2 separate regions of the Homo sapiens genome follow, and region 1 is linked to region 2. Evidence: chromatin loops called from intact Hi-C (ENCODE). Cell type or tissue: prostate gland. All regions are shown on one strand.

Region 1 (2,500 bases), 240 kb before region 2:
TATGTGCACCCTTCTTAGAGCCTGTATCCCACCTTAGACTATACACCAGGGGGCAGTGACTGCCTTATCTCCATCCCAGATTAGAAGCTTTAACAGCAAAGACCAGGTCTCCCTCACGTCTGCATTGCCCACAGGCCCAGAAAAATGGTGACATGGGTTGAGATGGTGGAGTCAGAACTGGGTTTAATGTAACTTTGCCACTTACTATTTAATGTGACCATGGGCAGCCCACTTCTTAACCTCTTAGAGACTCAGTTTTTGTATGTTTAAAAGAAAGATGACTATAATACCTACCTTCAAATGGTTGTTGTGAGGATTTGATGAGAAAATACCAAGCACGATGTATTCAATAAAGGGTAGCTATGAACACAGTGGTACAGTGCTTTGCAATTAACCACTGACTTTCACACATATTGTCTTGTATGATCCTGTGCCAGTGAACTCAGGAGGCTCTCCCAGACCCCATCTGCTCTCCCAAGCTGTGAGCATCAATTCTAACAGTGTCCATCAGCCAAGGTGCATGGAAGCAACAGAGAAGAGAGACTGATTCTGCCTTGGGGAGAGATGAAGCAGAAATGGGGGTGGAGGGGTACAGATTTAAACCAATTTTTTAAAATGGCTGATTACACTGATCACTTCTGAACTGGTTCTTGAAGGAGGGTTTAGAGTTTGCCAAGCAGAGAAGAGGGTTCCAACGGTCATGTGTACACAAAAGATTTGGTGTTTGGCCAGGTTAATAGAACAATCTGGAAAGATAAATTGGGATCAGACTTTAGACTGCCCAAGAGTCATCCGAAGGGATTTGAACTGTCTTCTTCCTACCTCGACTTACAGGTTCTCAGCTTTGCATAACAGCTCCCAACTCTTCCTCCTGGAGGCCTGCTGATTACCGGCATGAGCTGAAATACTGGGGACAGCCACAGCCTGAACTCAGCAGCACCCTGCAGCATGCTACTTTCTCTCTCCTCCTGCCTTCCTCTCCCTAGGAAGTGAAACCACACAATAAACCAGGCACGCAGGGTTCCTGTCCCTCCACTTTCCTAGACTGGGCCACACTTGATCATTCTTGAAGTCATCACAACCCTGCGGGTCTGTACTTGAAATTTCACATATAATTTGTCACAGCTAGAAAGCCTGTTTCTAATAAAACATTTTCCTCTTTGCTTCACCTTCTGAATACTCAAGTTCAGCTCAGGTTCTGGTTATTCAGCCAGTGCTGAAAAGGAGAAAGCAAGAGCTAGTGAAGTCTAACAATTTATTTTTTTTAATCTTAAAACTTTAAAAACAAAAACAAAAACACTAATGCGGCTTCCCAAACTTAGCCATCTCTTTTATACACCTAACCTAGAGCTCCTGACACAGGCATAGGAACTTCTGATATTTGTTCACAGAAGAAACAACCAGAACCTTCCCTGAATTTGAGGCTGCACTGCTAGGGAAGGCTCCCCGGGAGAGGCTGGCATTCACAGAGCCACCGTGTGAGGACGGCGTTTTAAACTGCAGACAATAAAGTGCTCATCATGTGTAAAAAGCCATTAAAAACCTCCAGTGCGAATCACCTTGGTCATGCCATCCTCCCGAGTTTATTATTGTCTTTCCCCTGCTCTTATCCAAACAGCCTGGACAGCTTGTTTATGGAGGGCTCTAGAGCAGCCTCGTAGCAAGGGAGGTGATGACAGAATCACGGGGTGTTGTGGCCACACTGAGCGCAGCTAAGAAAATCTCAGGGGGAGGCCGTGGGACAGGCAAGGGAATGCCTTTCAGTCCAAAATAAGCCTGTCCAGAAAGGTACAGCTGGTTGATGAATAGTTGCTCAATGAATACATGTAGAATGAATAATGAAAGAACCACCTGAATCTTACGGCAACTAGTGAAAGGTATCAGCAAGAAAGAAGCCAAATTCTTCCCAAAATACACAGCATACCCCCAATTTTATCCCTCCTCCTCCCAAGAAATCTGTTTTTGTTTCCAAGGTTGAGTACAGAGATCACACTCACTGAGAACTTTTGTTTAAAATATTTAAGATTTATTTTTCTCCCAGAAAAAATATAGAAATATATTTATAGAAATACAGAAGAAAATATAGAAATATAGAAAAAAACCTTGCAACCCAAAGGGCAATGTATATTACACATGTCTATTCTACATTAATATATCCATATTTTGTGTTTCTTTCATAAAATTTGAGATCTGGTTAGAGATAGTTTTGTTTCCTACATTTACACACTATACCCTTTATCAAGCATAGAAAAATCCAGAAGCTAAATTTTCTTCACCTACCAGAAGTAAAACCACACTGCATTCCTGAAGGTGGAGCCTTTTTTTTTTCCTAGAGATACAACAGCTTTTAAAGAGAGGGGGAAAATAAAAATAAATGGTCCCCAAGTAAAGACAGGGAAGATGTGGTGTCACTATCAGCAACCCCCGCCAAGTTTGCCCATTTCTTATCTGAAGCGCTTCTCCTCACACCCAAAGTTAATTTGTTTTGTTAATCCCAACT
Region 2 (2,500 bases):
CCAAAACGCTTCCAGTGCTACAGCCCAGATGCTCCACCACAAAAGAAAGCAACGAACTGAAAGGGAGCCAAGGCCCCTGGGCCAGGGTGAACCTCAGGATTCCCAGGAGCACCTGGCTCCCCACAGTGGGGAGCAGCAGGAGCCGGGCTGACATGGACCGGACTGGTAACGTGGATTATTTGACTGGGGCGAGTTCCAATGACCATGGGCGCTTTTTAATCTGGCTTTACAGTCACACTGGGGATAGGAAGGTGCTCCAGGGAAGAGAAGAAGGTTGTTGTTTTTAGACATTTGCTAGTGAAATCCTGCTGCGGAGGCTTTCTCACATTCCCTCCCCCAGCTCCTTCAGCAGCGCAGTGTGGGAGGGGGAGAGGGAAGGGAACCGATGTTTACTAAGCACCCACTATGCTCCAGGCACAGTGCCAGGTGCACAGTGCCAGGCACTGTTTGATTAATCATTCAGCACAAGCCTGAGAAATAGGTATTACTATTCTTTTTATTGAGAAAAGGTAAGGGCTTTGTCCTAAGTCACACGGTAAGTGACAGAGCCAGGATCTGAACAGGATGGTCTACCTGTGGGTCCGTGTTGGTGGTTGTGCTAGTCTGCACTCACAGCAAGTAGCAGCTGTGGGATTTGAGAGAAAGTATGAATAGGGAGAATCTTCCAAAGCACCAGGAGGTAGCAACTCTGTGGCCTGGGTCTTCTCTCCTAAGAGATTGTAAAATTTAAAAGCTGCAAAGGAGCCTTTGAGCCACTCTTGGAAAGAGAGTTCTTGAACAGAACACCAAACCAGATCCATCATTCGAGTTGGGGAGGAGGGTTGTTTATCTTGGATTGGGGGACTGCCAGTCTCTGGAACAAAGGCTCTGCTTCTCAGCTGCTTTGAACACACAGCTCCTTTAAAAACCTGGCCCTGGGACTTGGCGTCCACGGCTTGAGAGGTCAAGGTCCAGCTCGATAGCTTCCAGGGTCTCAGGGAAGTCAGTGTGGGAGCCTTGATGAGTCAGAGACTGCACAACACTGCCATCTCCTGGGAGCAAGGTCCACTCTGGCCTGGTCAGACAGAATCCCAGCTCAAAATACCTGACTAAATCATGCATGAGGCTCTCTACCACCCCAGGGAACCTTCTGTGGTCACGTTATGAATCAGGATTGCCTGTGTTTGTGTATTAGATTACAAAGCCTGTGGAGATCGAAGGCATGGGTTTCCAAGTCAAACATTCAATCGTTCATTTTTTTTTCATTTGACAAATGTTTACTGAGCACCTATTTTGTGCCAAGCACTGTGCTAGGCACTGAGTACATAAGGATGATCAACATAAATGGTCGTGGCCAGGCGTGGTCTCTCATGCTGCTAATCCCAGCACTTTGGGAGACTGAGGCAGGAGGATCACTTGAGCCCAGGAGTTCAAGACCAGCCTGAGAAACATAGTGAGACCCTATCTCTACAAAAAATAAAACTAGCCAGATGTGGTAGTGCACACCTGCAGTCCCAGCTACTCAGGAGGCTGAGGCAGGAGGATTGCTTGAGCCCAGGAGGTGGAGGTTGCAGTGAGTCATGATTGTACCACTGAACTCCAGCCTGAACAACAGAATGAGACTGTCTCAAAAGAAATAAAAATTTTAAAAAGACAAATGGTCCTTAACTTCATGAAGCGTATAGTCCAGTGGTGAAGATGGACTGTAAATAAGGAATTATCTCGTGAACAAAGAATGTATTCGTTACTACTGCAATGAGTGCTGAGAAGGAAAAGCATTGGTGCTGCAGGAGTTTATATTGGAGAGGAGGATTGTAGGGGGACCCTGGCCTAGTCAGGCAGTCAGGGAAGCCTTTTCTAAAGACATGACCTACATGCAGACAGCTGAAGGATGTATAGGAATTAGCTAAGAACAACATGTGAGGAGGCCATGAGATAAGAAGGAGCCTGGCCTGCTTGAAGAACTAAAAGAACGCCGGGCACGGTGGCTCACGCCTGTAATCCCAGCACTTTGGGAGGCCGAGGCGGGTGGATCACGAGGTCAGAAGTTCAAGACCAGCCTGGCCAAGATGGTGAAACCCTGTCTCTACTAAAAATACAAAAATTATCTGGACATGATGGCGGGCACCTGTAATCCCAGCTACTTGGGAGGCTGAGGCAGAGAATTGCTTGAACCCGGGAGGCAGAGGTTGCAGTGAGCTGAGATCACGCCACTGCACTCCAGCCTGGGTGACAGAGTGAGACTCCATCTAAAAAAAAAAAACAAAACAAAACTAAAAGAAGTTCTCCATTGATGGATCCCTGGGAGGAGGAAAACAGTAGTGTGAGGTGAGGAGATCACACAGGGCCTTGACTTCGAGCGTCAAGTGAAGGATGTGGCTCCACACTGGTCAAGTCTCTTTTTGTTACATGGAACTCATTTAAGTAAAAAGGCAATGTGCTGGTTCCTGTAGTTGAAGTTCCAGATATGGCTGAATCCAAGAGCCCAGGGTTTTCGTGGCGGGGCACAGTGGCTCACACC

What was found. A loop is a pair of places that touch in the nucleus more often than their neighbours do. Peaks named below come from ENCODE experiments on the same cell type or tissue, not always from the same donor. Only the 100,000 strongest peaks of a DNase experiment are listed, where the experiment ranks them.
Region 1: it touches region 2 in a loop (3-fold over the local background); 9 of 110 quality-filtered maps call a loop at or near these places.

The regions. Positions count from the first base shown.
Region 1 is chr1:63,912,875-63,915,374 of GRCh38, reverse strand. The region is part of intron 1 of ROR1 (receptor tyrosine kinase like orphan receptor 1); the gene reads right to left. Among named protein-coding and RNA genes, the nearest start is that of ROR1, 140 kb to the right of the region's middle. In prostate gland, no CTCF peak of the experiment used is centred here; a DNase peak (open chromatin) is centred at 1,029; H3K27ac peaks cover 1,735 bases.
Region 2 is chr1:63,673,119-63,675,618 of GRCh38, reverse strand. All of the region lies in intron 1 of LOC105378771 (a long non-coding RNA gene), which reads right to left. Among named protein-coding and RNA genes, the nearest start is that of PGM1, 81 kb to the right of the region's middle. RefSeq lists an enhancer at 152-653. In prostate gland, a CTCF peak has its summit at 1,031 (motif pointing left); a DNase peak (open chromatin) is centred at 1,008.